2 separate regions of the Homo sapiens genome follow, and region 2 is linked to region 1. The links are chromatin contacts, found by Hi-C or POLR2A ChIA-PET in ENCODE. All regions are on one chromosome and are shown on one strand. The core of a region is the stretch at or near the end of the contact, and the rest is flanking DNA. Distances in the headings are between cores, read along the strand shown. Region 1 overlaps SOS1 (SOS Ras/Rac guanine nucleotide exchange factor 1). Region 2 has its middle 18 kb from the start of SOS1.

The links. A loop is a pair of places that touch in the nucleus more often than their neighbours do. ChIA-PET counts read pairs that join two places held with the same protein, here RNA polymerase II (POLR2A). Pooled maps may share reads with other maps.
Region 2: a loop to region 1 is called in a map with no recorded cell type, with 2.7 times the contacts of the local background. The contact joins two enhancer-like sites. A Hi-C loop is called at or near these places in 1 of 168 maps with a recorded cell type or tissue (astrocyte of the cerebellum), 1 of 37 single-sample maps with no recorded cell type and 3 of 50 pooled maps. POLR2A ChIA-PET finds 5 or more read pairs at or near these places in 6 of 52 experiments (A549, BJ, MCF 10A and 3 more).

Annotation. Positions count from the first base shown.
Region 1 is chr2:39,096,628-39,104,106 of GRCh38, reverse strand. All of the region lies in intron 1 of SOS1 (SOS Ras/Rac guanine nucleotide exchange factor 1), which reads left to right. It also overlaps the pseudogene HSPE1P13. Among named protein-coding and RNA genes, the nearest start is that of SOS1, 21 kb to the left of the region's middle. Within about 2 kb of position 3,751, at least 2 of the 41 ENCODE cell types and tissues checked have a DNase peak (open chromatin) inside an H3K27ac peak, as active enhancers do.
Region 2 is chr2:39,135,678-39,143,076 of GRCh38, reverse strand. No RefSeq gene overlaps it. Among named protein-coding and RNA genes, the nearest start is that of SOS1, 18 kb to the right of the region's middle. RefSeq lists a silencer at 821-1,005 and a cis regulatory region at 749-1,201. Within about 2 kb of position 1,641, at least 5 of the 41 ENCODE cell types and tissues checked have a DNase peak (open chromatin) inside an H3K27ac peak, as active enhancers do.

The sequences.
Region 1 (7,479 bases), core at 2,502-5,001:
TTTCACCATGTTGGCCAGGCTGGTCTAGAACTCCTGACCTCAGGTGATCCACCCCCGCCTCGGCTTTCCAAAGTGCTGGGATTACAGGCGTGAGCCACTGCGCCTGGACCATTGCCCATTTTTTAATTTGGTTGTTTGTGTTTTTGATGTTGAGTTTTAGGAGATCCTTATTATATATTCTTGATATTAGACCTTTATCCAATATATGATTTGCAAATATTTTCTCTCATTTAAACCCAATCAAAAGTTTATCTTTTTAGTTTCTTGATAATGTCCTCTGATGAACGAAAGTTTTTAATTTTGACGAAGTCAGATTTATCTGTTTTTTCTTTCATTGTCTTGTGCTTTTTGTGTCAGATCTTAAGAATTCATTGCCAAATCCAAGGTCATGAGGATTTGCCCCTATGTTTTCTTCTAAGAGATTTATGGTTTTAGCTCTTATATTTAGGTCATTGATATATTTTCAGTTAATTTTTGTGTTTGGTATGAGTTAGGAGTCCAACGTCATTCTTTTGCTTGTGGAAATCCAGTTGTCCCAGCACCATTTGTTGAGCAGGGTCTTATTTCTCCATTGAATGGACTTGGCACAAATCAGTTGGTCATAGATGTATCAGTTTATTTTGGTATGCTCAGTTTTATGCTGTTGGTCTATATGTCTATGCTTTTTCAGTACCATATTATTTTGATTACTGTAGCATTGTAGTAAGTTCTGAAGTCAGAAAGTGTGAGTGTTCCAACTTTTTTTTTTCTTGATTGTTTTGGCTTTTCAGTGTCCCTTGCAGCTCTGTGAATTTGAGGGTCAGCATTTCCGTTTCTGCAAGAAAAGATTTTGGAATTTTGATAGAGATTGCATCGAATCTGTACATTGCTCTAGGTAGTATTGATGTCAACAATATTAAGTCTTCCTACTCAATAACTCAGAATGGCTTTTAATTTATTTTGGTTATTTTAAATTTTCTGCAGCAGCGTATTGTAGTTTTCAGGGTAAAACTCACCTCCTTGGTTAAATCTCTTTCTAGGTACTCTTTTAGATGTTATTGTTCTTTTCAATGTTAAATGGAATTGCATTCCTAATTTCTTTTTCAGATTATTCATTGCATATGCATAGAAACACAACTACTTAAATTTTTTTTTTAAGTTATTTATTTTTTTGAGACAGGGTCTCGCCCTGTCACCCAGACTGGAGTGCAGTGGCGTGATCACAGCTAACTGTAGCCTCAACTTCCTGGGCTCCAGCAATCTTCCCATCTCAGCCTCCTGAGTAGTTGGGACTACAGGTGCATGCCACCACACCACACATCACACTGGCTAATTTTTGTATTTTTGGTAAGACAGGGTTTTGCCTTGTTGGCCAGGATGGTCTTGAACTCCTCTGCTCAAGTGATCCACCAGCCTCAGCCTCCCAAAGTGCTGGGATTATGGGCGTGAGCTACCATGCCCGGCCGCACCAGTCTTTCTTTTCCAGAATCTATATAACCTGATCTTCTGGACTTCAAAATCCTTGTTGTTTCCCCTCACCTATAACCCTTTTAAAACGAAGCGGAATTCTTCTTTTTTTTTTTTTTTTTTTTTTTTTGAGATGGAGTCTTGCTCTGTTGCCCAGGCTGGAGTGCAGTAGTATGATCACGGCTCTCTACAGCCTTGGCCTCCTGGGTTTTAGTGATCCTCCTACCTCAACCTAGTCTAGCTGAGTAGCTAGGACTACAAGTGTGTACCACCACACCCACCTAATTTTTTTTCCCCTTTGGTAAAGATGAACTCTCATTATGTTGCCCACACTGGTCTTGAACTCGTAGGCTCAAGCTATCCTCCTGCCTTAGCCTCCCAAAGTGCTGGGTTTACAGGTATGAGCTACCACACCGGGACAAAGTGGCACTTTTTTTTTTTTTTTTTTTTTTTTTTGAGACAGAGTCTCGCACTGTCACCCGGGCTGGAATGCAATGGCATGATCTCAGCTCACTGCAACCTCTGCCTCCCAGGTTCAAGTGATTCTCCTGCCTCAGCCTCCCGAGTAGCTGGGATTATGGGGCCTGCCACCACGCCTGGCTAATTTTTGCATTTTTAGTAGAGATGGGGTTTCTCCATGTTGGTCAGGCTGGTCTCGAACTCCTGACCTAGTGATCCGCCCACCTCAGCCTCCCAAAGTGCTGGGATTACAGGCATGAGCCACTGAGCCTGGCCTAAAGTAGTACTTTTTAATTAAAAAAAGAATCAAAATGAAACTCAATACATAGGCAGGTCATAAAAAATGATTTTTTCTTTTGCTCAAGCAGTGAGTAGCATTAAGCTGTTCCCTCACCTTCACCTGGTGTTACCTGGAGTACATTTGGGAAGTCCTCAACTTTGAAAACCCTTTTTCCCTATATACTGCTGGTAATTAAAAGCAAAAAATTATTCTGAAGTTTGTCAAGCATTTTATGGAGGAGACATTGCTAGTTTGTTTTCTGTTTTTTTTTAAGTATATTTTAAACATTTCCTTATACTCCTAATATAAATGTTGCTTTGTCAGAAATTTCAACATTTGGAACAAAATTTTTATAGTTTCTAAATAAATATAATTCAAACCAGGTATAGTTAGGATGGGTGCCTATAATGCTGTCAGGATACATATAATGCTATGCATAAAGTTTATTTCTGTATCATCTAGTTGTTCAACAGTTGATCTAGGCATAATAATGAAACTACTTTTGCAGTTTGATATAGTTTGGATATTTGACCCCTCCAAATTTCATGTTGAAATTTGTCCACCTCCAATCTCACGTCTCAGTGTTAGACAGTGGGGGCCTGGTGGGAAGTGTTCGGGGTCATGGGGCAGGTCCCTCATGAATGGGTTGGTACCATCCTTGTCCCAGAGGTAATGTGTGAATTCCTGCTCTATTCGTTCATGTGAGAATTGGTTGTTCAGAAGAGTGTGACACACTTCCCCTCTCTCTTGCCATGTGACACATTTGCTCCCCCTTTGGCTCTGCCATGATTGGAAACCTCCTGAGGTCCTTACCAGAAGCAGATGCTAGCGGCACGCTTCTTGTACAGCCTGCAGAACTGTTAGCCAAGTAAAACTCTTTACTTTATAAATTACCCAGCCTCAGGTATTTCTTTATAGCAATGCAAATAGACTAAAAGACAGTTAAACACATTTTTGTTTTTGTTTTTCTCCATGTCTCCTTGCTGTATTTTATTATTTTTTTGAGACAAGGTCTCACTCTGTTGCCCAAGCTGGAGTGCAGTGGTGCAGTCTCGGCTCACTGCAACCTCCCCCTCCTGGGCTTAAGTGATCCTCCCTCCTCAGCCTCTCAAGTAGCTAGGACTAAAGGTGTGTACCACCACACCCAGCTATTTTTCTTTAAATTTTTTGTAGAGACAGGGTCTCACTGTGTTGCCTAGGCTGGTCTTGAACTCTTAGTCTCAAGGAATCCTCCTGCCTTGGCTTCCCAAACTGCTTGGATCACAGGTATGAGTCACCACGCCTGGCCTGCTCTTTTGTTTCTATATGTTAGACTTTTTGCAGATTTCCATATATAAGCGATGTCATCAGTATTTTCTTTCAGTGTCTGGCTTATTTTACTGAGTGTAATGTCCTCTGGGTTTATTATCCGTGTAGTTGCAAATGGCAGTATCTCATTTTTTAAGGCTGAATGATATTCCATTGTGTGTATCTGTGTGTATCACAATTTCTTTTTTCATTCATCTGTCAGTTGACACATTGTTTCCATAACTTGGCTATTGTGACTAATACTGCAATGAACACAGTAGCACAGATATCTCTACCAGGTGCTGATTTCATTTCCTTTGAGTACATACCCAGCTAGGTCATATGGTAGTTCTATTTTTAAGTTTTTGAGGAACCTCCATTACTGTTTTCCATAATGGCTGTGCCAATTTATATTCCCATCCACAGTCTACAAGGGTTTCCTTTTCTCCACACCCTCACCAACACTTGTTATCTCTTACCAAAAGAGTCATTCTAACAGGTGTGAGATGATATCTCATTGTGGTTTTGATTTGCATTTCTCTGATGATTAATGATGTTGAGTACCTTTTCATATACCTGTTTGTCATTAGTATGTCTTCTTCAGAAAAAAACAGTCTTGGCCGGGCACAGTGGCTCATGCCTGTAATCCCAGCACTTTGGGAGGGCGAGGCAGGTGGATCACTTGAGGTCAGGAGTTTGAGACCAGCCTGGCCAAAATGGGGAAACCCCATCTCTACTAAAAATTAGCAGGGCCCGTAATCCCGGCTACTCCAGAGGCTGAGGCAGGAGCATCACTTGAACTGGGGAGGTGGAGGTTGCAGTGAGTCGAGATCGTGCCACTTCACTCCAGCCTGGGCACAGAGTGAGACTCTGTCTCCAAAACAATAAAAAAAGATATATGGTTTGTAAACATTTTCTCCCAGTCTGTAGGGTGCCTTTTGATTGTGTTGATTGTTTCCTTTGCTGTGCAGAAGCTTTTTAGTTTGATGTAGTCCAAGTTGTTTATTTTTGCTTTTGTTGCCTGGGCTTTTGGTATGCCATCCAAAAAAATATCAAGGAACTAGTATTAACCTATACAATTCAGTAGTTTTTAGTATATTTACAGAGCTGTGCAACTATTGCACAATCAATTATAAATCATTTTCATCACCTCAGAAAGAACTCCATACCCTTTAGCCATCATCCTCCAAACCTCCAGCCCCAGGTAACCATTAATCTATTTTCTGTCTTTATGGATTTGTCTGTTCTGGACATTTCATATAAATGGACTCATAATATGTAGTCTTTCATGACTGCCTTTTTTCACTTAGCAAAATGTTTTCAAGGTTCATCCATATTTTAGCATGTATCAGTACTTCATTTCTACGACTAAATAGTATTGTGTTGCATTGATGTATACTACATTTTGCTTATACATTCATCAATAGATGAACATTTGGGTTGTTTCTACCTATTGGCTATTAAGAATAGCTGCATATTTTCATTCCCACTAGCAGTGTGGAAGGCTTTCAGTTTCTATATTTTCACCAACACTTGTCTTTTTTATTCTAGCCATCTTAGTGGATATGAGGTGATATCTCATTGTGGTTTTCATTTGTATTACCCTAATAACTGATGATGAACATTTTTTCATGTGCATATTGAACATTTGTAGATCTTGTTTGAAGAAATATCTGTTCAGATCCTTTGCCCATTTTAAAATTGGGTTGTCTTTTTACTGTTGAGTTGTAAGAATATTTTTTTTTTGAGGTGTGGTCTCGCTTTGTTGCCCTGGCTGGAGTGCAGTGGCACAATCTTGGCTCACTGCAACCTCCACCTTCCGGGTTCAGGCAATTCTCCTGCCTCAGCCTCCTGAGTAGCTGGGACCACAGGCGCCTGCCACCACACCTGGGTAATTTTTTGTATTTTTAGTAGAGATGGGGTTTCACCGTATTAGACAGGATGGCCTTGATCTCCTAACTTCGTGATCTGCCTGCCTCGGCCTCCCAAAGTGCTGGGATTACAGGCGTGAGCCACCGCACCCGGCCAAATTTTTTATATATTCTGAATGTAAGTTCCTTATCAAATATATGAATCGCAAGTATTTTTTCCCATTATGTGAAGTGAAGTCTTCTTATAGATATAGTATTGTGATTAATAACAAATAGTTAATTTAGGAGAGTAGAGTACAAGCTGTAGCAGTGGGAGTTTTGTCAGCACACGCTTTTAGAAGGTTTCTTCCACTGTATGACCGTGTATTGATGAAAGGAATGTGCCTGAAACTGTAACCAAAGGAGACATGCTTCCAGAAAAATCTCAAGGAAAAGTATTGTAAGCAACAGTAGATGTTGGATCAGACTCTAAAGTAAAGGGTGGAGAGTTAACCAGTTAACATGTAAGTTGGAGATAGAGTTCTCCCAGAATATGTAGGCACCAAAGTAGTTCTAGACAACAAGGATTACTTCTCATTTAAAGATGGTGACATTCTTGCAAACTATATAGACTGAAATAAATCATATTGAAATGGCATCAACATGAAGCTGCCCATTCTGTAATTCTGAAATCTTCTATCATGTAAAATAATTTTCATGTCTTTCTTTTGTAATAAACTAATGATATCTAAACTAATGATGCCCAGTGTTTCTAAAATTTAGTTTTGCTGTATTGATATAAACATTTCCTAATAAAAATATGTAAATTTAAAAATAGTTAATTTAAAGCTTATATAGATTCCAAGAAATAATAATGTTCAGCACTTAAACTGTTTTAATCAAGGGTTAAGAATTAACTTCACTGGGCAAAGTGGCTCACACCTGTAATCCCAGCACTTTGGGAGGCCAAGGCACGTGGATTGCTTGAGCTCAGGAGTTCAAGACATGCCTGGGCAACATGGTGAAACTCCATCCCTACCAAAAATGCAAAAAATTAGCTGGGCATGATGGTGCATGCCTGTAATCCCAGCTACTGGGGAGGCTGGGATGGGAGAATCACTTGAGCCCAAGCCTGGGAGGCAGAGGTTGCAATGAGCTGAGATGGCGCTGCTGTACTCCAGCCTGGGTGACAGAGCGAGACCCCATCTCAATAAAAAAAAAAAAAGAAAAAAAAGAGGTCTTGTGCTTTAGATCAGTGGTTGCCAAACTTTATCAAGCATCAGAATCACTTGGACAGCTTGTTAAAACATTCTTTGCTAGCCTGCATTCCCAGAGTTTCTGAATCAGAAAGTCTTGAGTGGGGCATCCAGGAATTTACATTTTTAACAGAACATGTTGATGCTTTGGTTCATGGACCGCTTCCTTAATGGTCCCTATAACTGTCATAAAGAATTAGCTATATGCTGATATGTAGGAAATTCTACCTGATAAAAATGACAAAATTTTAATTTATAGCTCATATTTGCATCTCTTCAATTTGCATATATTTGTATATATAAAGTGTTATATAGTCATGGTTGGTGCCTAAATTGTTGGATTTCTTTTAAAACTCTTGCCATACATAAAGTCTACTTTTTTCCGTAGGCTTGTCTCCTGTCAGATCCTCATGAATTTCCTTGAGTTTAAGAAAATAGTAAAGAATGTTACAGCTTAAAGAGATTTTATAGATCATCCAACTCTTCCCATCCCTCATAGAGATTGGTTAAATCTCTTAATCCAAGATTGTGTAGCTAATTATTGGTAGGTATAGGTAGCTCTTAGGGATTTTATTTCTGGCAATTCTTTATATTGCTTGAAGAAAAGTAAATATGTATTTCAGCCAAGATTTTTTTTTTTTTTGAGATGGAGTCTCGCTCTGTTGCCCAGGCTGTAGTGCAGTGGCGCGATCTCGGCTCACTGCAAGCTCCACCTCCTGGGTTTACACCATTCTCCTGTCTCAGCCTCCCGAGTAGCTGGGACTACAGGCGCCCGCCACCACATCCGGCTAATTTTTTTGTATTTTTAGTAGAGACGGGGTTTCACCATGTTAGCCAAGATGGTCTCGATCTCCTGACCTCGTGATCCGCCTGCCTTGGCCTCCCAAAGTGCTGGGATTAC
Region 2 (7,399 bases), core at 392-2,891, 41 kb before region 1:
AGGATATGCCAATTAAAAGCAAACAAACAAAACAGTATGATGCAAAAAACAAAACCAAAGTAAAAATTTTTTTTAGTTAGAAGTAAGAGCTATTGTAAAATAAAATGATAGAATGCAATTCTGCTTCAAGACTTTAGGTTTTTCTGAGTAGCCAGAGCTCATTTCTTCACTGGTCAGTCGAACCAACATGAAAAATCCACAACTCTCAAGACGAACTTAAAATATTTTGCCATTATTTCTTGGGGCTTTTTTTGTTTTGTTTTAGCTTTCTTCTTTTTTTTCTTTTTTTGAGACAGAGTCTTGCTCTGTCACCGAGGCTGGAGTGCAGTGGTGCAATCTCAGCTCACTGCAGCCTCCGCCTCCTGGTTTCAAGCGATTCTCCTGCCTCAGTCTCCTGAATAGCTGGGATTACAGGTGTGTGCCACCATGCCTGGCTCATTTTTGTATTTTTAGTAGAAATGGGGTTTCACCATGTTGGCCAGGCTGGTATTGAACTTCTGATCTCAAGTGATCCGCCTGCCTTGGCCTCCCAAAGTGCTGGTATTCCAGGCATGAGCCACCGAACCCGGCCTTGTTTTAGCTGTTAATATAAGTTAACATTAATCAGGAAAAGGGCTTTAATCTCCTCAACTCCCAAGTATTGCTTTCCCAAGCATCTCCTTTATGGTCTATGTATTCTTGACAATTTTCTGATTTTAGAAAAATACTCCCCTTACATACTCTATGGTAGTCTACTCAATGAGATATTAATTTTGGTAAATACAAATTTGGTGACAAAAAGATTCTGCTTGGTTTTCTGCTGAAAAAGACACAAGCAATTGATTAAATCATCAACGCAAACTGAAATGTAAATCCCCAACCAAACCTTCTCGGAACCACACCCAACTTTCTGGGTAGTAGGGCAGAGCCTGGAGAAATAGGTCAGCCAGGGCTGCAGGGAGCTAGAAAGATAGATGAAAGAGGGAGGATCCCATTCATTTTCAGTGCCATCCACTGTTTTAGGAGCATTACTGTAATTATGTCATTTAAAGAATACAAATAAGAGTATGGAAAAGGGATTTGGGATTCGAACAGAGGTCAAAAAATTCCTTGCCTGTCTTTATCCAGCAAGTACAAAAACATTTCTTGGCAGAAGCTGACAATGACAGATTCCAGGACGGCCTGGGTAGAGGTGGCTGCCAAGAACAGTCACCTCTTAGGAAGTCTAACACCTCCCCCCACCCCAAACAGGTGGCCGGGTCTTTGTAAGACTTGGCTAAACAGCCGATATAAGAAAGTGTGTGTTTAATTTTGGAGAAAGGGCCTGCTGTTTTATATGATTATTTTTAATTAGCTATTTTCTGAGGTTTGATTAAATTTGGAAATAATTGCATCTTGGGAACTATTCCAGAACCTCAGATTGTAAACCTAGGGCTGCCTCAGGAATTTGGGGATGGGTTGTCACCCTCTGACCAATTGCCAGTCCTGAAAACAAGCATCCTTTGTCTATAGAAGAGGTCGTGGCCATGCAAATTTTTCTAGTTCTTCTCTGCCTGGAAAGAGAATCCCATCTGGCTGACTTCTCTTTTTTCTCTATTTTCTTGTATGAAATATGCAAAACACAAATGCATGAGCCACCAGAGCAGCAGACTATGTCGCCTGAATATTGCAGATAAAATGGAAACATGACAAGAAGTTAAAATTTGCCCTTGGAAAAAGCATGCAAAATACACTTTATTTGCATAATGACATTACAACACTTTTAATACATCCAGAAGGGGAAGTCAAGTAAATTATGGGGGAAAAAAGAAAATTGCCAGTTTGAAAAAATTCAGTCATAAATAAACTGTAAAGAGAAATCATTTAAGGATCTAGAATATTTAAAACTGGGATGTGAACTCACTGTTTTATAAATAGAAAAACCTGTTTCATTTTTTGTTTGAGACGGAGTCTTGCTCTGTCACCCAGGCTGGAATGCAGTGGTGCGATCTCAGCTCACTGCAACCTCCGCCTCCCAGGTTCAAGCCATTCTCCTGCCTCAGCCTCCCAGGGAGCAGGGACTACAGGCATGCGCCACCACGCCTGGCTAATTTTTTTTTTTTTGTATTTTTAGTAGAGACGAGGTTTCACTATATTGGCCGGGCTGGTCTCGAACTCCTGACCTCAAGTGATCCACCCGCCTTGGCCTCCCAAAGTGCTGGGATTACAGGCGTGAGCCATGGTGCCTGGCCAAAAAAACCTGTTTCTTTGTAGTGTTAAGATTATGTGTCTGACCCATTTCTGTTTATCACTTTGCAATTTACAAAGCACTTTTACACCCATTATACTATCTGATACTCATGACAATCTATGAGTTAGGTAGGGCAACTATTATTAGACCTGGTTTATACATGAAGAAACTGAAGTTCAGAACAGTGTTGTTCAAGGTCATACATGAGCTTTAATTGGAACCCACGTGCAGGTCTTGACTTTCAAAACTCCTGGACTCTTTACACAATATCCCACTGCTTCTATTCTCTTCCTGAAAATATTACGAAACTAAATAAGTTAACCATAGGGCAAACTCCTTAGTTAATTATATTTACAAGCACAAATTTAGAAAGGCTTTATAGTGTGGTCGTGAAGACCATGGAATGTGAAACCACTGCTTAGCTGTGTGACCTGGTGTAAACTACTAAACCTTCTATGCCTCAGTTTACTCTTCTGTAAGATAGGAATAATAAAAGCCCTTATCTAATCCAGGTTTCCAAAGCAACATGTGAGTTAATACATGTTAAGCACTTGGTACAGTTCCCGGTTCACAGTAATCACTTAATAAGTGCAAGGTATTATTGTTTTTGCAAATTAATTTTTGTGTTTAGGTTACTCCAATAAGAGTAACTGAGATATTTTAAGTAGCTTTGTATGTGTTGTATTACATAGATCCTAAAACTATACAAAATAAAAACTGAAACCAGATATTTCACTATCTCTAGTTTGCTCTTGCCAACTATAAATATATTTCTCTGTTATCTGATTTGGGATCAGACCTCAGAGTCAAATTAATTCGCCTAAAGTCATAACAAAATACTGTAATTTACATCAACCTTGCATCATCCTAGTCTAAGAATCACAGAGACTTCAATGTAATTTGGAACAGCCTTTTGCCCTTTCCAAAAAAATGCTCAAACACTTCGCTTGCTCAAGAACATTTATTATATAGAACATTATTTAGATATCAAGTCCCCTCAGGGAAATATTAAGTAGCAGACTTAGTTTTTACCCTCAAGATACAAGCAAATACACAGTCAAATCATTGAGTCTTTTTGCATCATAATGCAAGGGTGCTCTCAAAAACTCTGGGGCCAGGTGGAAAGAACACAGGAATAGCCTGAAGGGAATTCTATCAGATAAATGAAGAACTAGCTGGACATGAGAAAGAATGGTGGCATTCAAGAATTAGCAACTGAGTTTCCAATGTCTATGAATCCATAGTGATGGGGGTGGTGATGGGGGAGAGGGGGGATAAAGAGAAAGGAAGGCTTTTCTATATAGAAGAATGGCAGCTAATAAACATTCAATGAATACTGGAAATTCACCATTTTGCAACCCCAGTGTTATAATTAATTAAAGCAAGAGTTATCTAAACCTGTGGTTCTCAAATGTCAGTGTGCATCAGAATCACCTAGAGGCTTGTTAAAACAGAGATTACTGGATGCCACCCCAGAGTTTCTAATTCAGCAGGTCTGAAGTGGAACCCAATAATTTGCTTTTCTATCAAACTCCCAGATTATGCCAGTTCCAGAACAACACTTTGAGAACCACTTATCTAAACAATCAGGTGATGGGTTATTGAAGAACAGGATATTCACACAAACAACTGTTCTTCTTTTTCTTCTTCTTCTTTTAATGTAATACTGTTTAACTTCAAAAACATTCCAGCATTCTAAACTAAACAAAACAAAAATAACAGAACGTGCAAATCGAGTTTACGTACAGAAGGTTCTTGAACTTTCATTGATGGCAGTGACTCTTCACTTTGCTGACAATGAAGAGTTCTACAGTTTGTTTAACAAACACTTTGAAAACTATCACACTTAGGCTGGGCGCGGTGGCTCACGCCTGTAATCCTAGCACTGTGGGAGGCCAAGGCAGGTGGATCACGAGGTTAGGAGTTCAAGACCAGACCAGCCTGGCCAATATGGTGAAACCTCCTCTCTACTAAAAACACAAAAATTACCTGGGCATGGTGGCAGTCACCTATAATCCCAGCTACTCGGGAGGCTGAGGCAGAGAATTGCTTAAACCTGGGAGGTGGAGATTGCAGTGAGCCGAGATTGCGCGAGTGCGCTCCAGCCTGGGCAACAGAGCGAGATTCCATCACAAAAAAAAAAAAAAAAGGCCGGGTGCAGTGGCTCACACCTGTAATTCCAGCACTTTGGGAGGCTGAGGCAGCAGATCACCTGAGGTCAGGAGTTCGAGACCAGCCTGACCAACATGGAGAAACCCATCTCTACTAAAAATACAAAATTAGCCGGGCGTGGTGGTGCATGCCTGCAATCCCAGCTATGCAGGAGTCTGAGGCAGGAGAATTGCTTGAACCCGGGAGGCGGAGGTTGTGGTGAGCAGAGATTGCACCTTTGCACTCCAGCCTGGGCAACAAGAGCGAAACTCCGTCTCAAAAAAAAAAAAAATTCCAAACACTTCTTATGTCAACAGACACCGCTAAGTTGGACACAACTAAGAATGGCAGCAGAATGCTGTGTCACTATATACAGAAACAAGACAATCTGAAGCTAAATGTATGACTGCTGCAAAGTCAACAGGTCCAGGCTCACAGTGCATGCGCTGAGCCGCAGCCGCTCCAAAAGGCATCTTCCCCAACAGCCTCAGCGCCAAGCAAGGAGCATCAAAAGTTTGTCTCAGTTTTGTTTTCTTCTTTTTACAAACCATAGATATATACAGTATCAACTGGCCACTGAGTATAACTTTTGACTCTCGAAAAACTTAACTACTAATAGCCTACTGACTAGGAGCCTTACTGATAATATAAAGTCTATTAACATGTGTTTTGTATCTTGTATGTCTTTTTTTTTTTTGAGATGGAGTCTTGCTCTGTTGCCCAGGCTGGAGTGCAGTGGTACAATCTCGGCTCACTGCAACCTCCTCCTCCCAGGTTCAAATGATTCTCCTGCCTCAGCTTCCCAAGTAGCTGGGACTACAGGTGCGTGCCACCACACCCCGCTAATTTTTGTATTTTTGGTAGAGACAGGGTTACTCCATGTTGGCCAGGCTGGTCTCGAACTCCTGACCTCAGGTGACCCGCCCACCTCGGCTTCCCAAAGTGCTGAGATTACAGGCGTGAGCCATCTTGCCCAGCCCTTATATGTCTTATATACTGTATTCTTAAAATAAAGTAAGCTAGAGGAAATAAAATGTTATTGAGAAAATCATAAGGGTCCGGGGGCGGTGGCTCATGCCTGTAATCTTAGTACTTTGGGAGGCTGGGGCAGGTGGATCACTTGAGGCCAGGAGTTCAAGACCAGCCTGGTCAACATGAGGAAACCCCATCTCTACTAAAAATACAACAAATAAGCTGGGCGTGGTGGCACGTGCCTGTAATCCCAGCTACTTGGGAGGCTGAGGCAATGAGAATCACTTGAACCTAGTAGGCGGAGGTTGCAGTGAGCTGAGATTATGCCTTTGCACTCCAGCCTGGGCAACAGAGCAAGACTCAATCTCAAAAAAAAAAAAAGAAAAAAAAAAGGGGTGGGGGTCTTGAACTAAATGTTTTCCATAATGGCAGAGGGTAACAAAGCCTGAAGAAATTAGGCTGGAAGACATTACTGCATGCTGCAGCTACAAAATCAAAAAATAGCAATAGAGAGACACCATCTCCAGCGAAAATTATTTTTGTAACATTGCATCAGAGATTTCTTTTTCTAAGAAAGACGCTTGTCTTAGCAATATAGATTTTAAAATAATGTGAAAGATAAATGTTTTAAGATAACTTTAAAAAAATCAATGTTGCCGCAGCCACTCTGCTTTATATGGGGGACTAGGAATCCTTTACTCTGCAAAAATAAATTAAATAAGTTAACTCAGTTCTTTTGAACTGAGTATTACTTTCTCGCTACATGTAAAACCACAAACCACTTTTGTAAAATTCTTTGTGTGATAATGAGGTAGATTAAGGGAGATCTTTTCAGAAAATATATGTTTCTTTGCTCGGTACTATCTGTAAAAAGAGGCTAGTTGACAATGCATTTCGGATAGGTCCCAGATTACTCTCCTTAAGGAATCCCCATTCCAATCTTGAGGCTGCTCTGAGGAATAAATGCACTTAGAGCTGGAGTAGGCATAATTTCAACGGTGCCTCAAAGACCACCTCTCCGACTCCTGTCTTTTTTAAGTGAATCTCATTAAAGATCTTTTTTTCTTTTTTTTTTTTTTTTTTTGAGATAGAGTCTCGCTCTGTTGTCCAGGCTGGAGTGCAGTGGCGCTATCTTGGCTCACTGCAAGCTCTGCCTCCCGGGTTCACGCCATTCTCTTGCCTCAGCCTCCTGAGTAGCTGGGACTACAGGCGCCCGCCACCACGCCTGGCTAATTTTTTGTATTTTTTAGTAGAGACGGGGTTTCACCGTGTTAGCCAGGATGATCTCGATCTCCTGACCTCGTGACCCGCCTGCCTCAGCCTCCTAAAGTGCTGGGATTACAGGCGTGAGCCACCGTGCCCGGCCTCATTAATAATCTTGATGGTCATCCATGGGGAAAAGTTGGTTCCCCAAAGAAAAGCTCCCACTGGAAGAAGGGGAAGTGACAGGACAGGTAAAAATACAGATTGCATGTCAGTGTTTGGTTCAGTGAAATTAGAATCTCTGAGGAAATAGAACTTCGGAATTAGGCAAGTGAGGGGCTAGGGCAGCAGGATTTGGGTAAGGAATAGGGAGACAAATCATAGAGGTAGCCAGTGGGCAGTATGGGTGGAGGGAAGCTCCCGGTAGTCTGAAGCCTCAGCCTGTCTGTCAGGTGGGGAAGGAGAAGGTGACACAGAGAAACAGGGCCTGCTTTCATTTTTCCTATGTTGCAAGTGCATTATAAATATCACTTTCAGCAAAGCTGATAAGGCTGAAATTATGCAGTTCTGGGCTTAACGTTTTTATATATTTTTATCCCATGCCTCAATCAACATTGCCTTCCCCTCCCACTTCCTCCCACGCTTCTACCCCAGTAAGATACCCTTTTGTCACTTGCTGTCATAGCAATGGGTTGTAGAGCCAGGAAAGGAGGGCAAAGCGAAGGCTTTGAAGGGCTGAGACCTATTTTACTTCTTCTGCAGTATCCAGATCCTTACTTCTTATCCCCAAGGGCCATAGGAATTCTCCCAGTGGTCCCAAACTCTAGTTGGGATCTGCCTTTAGATGAAAGCCAAAGTCAGATG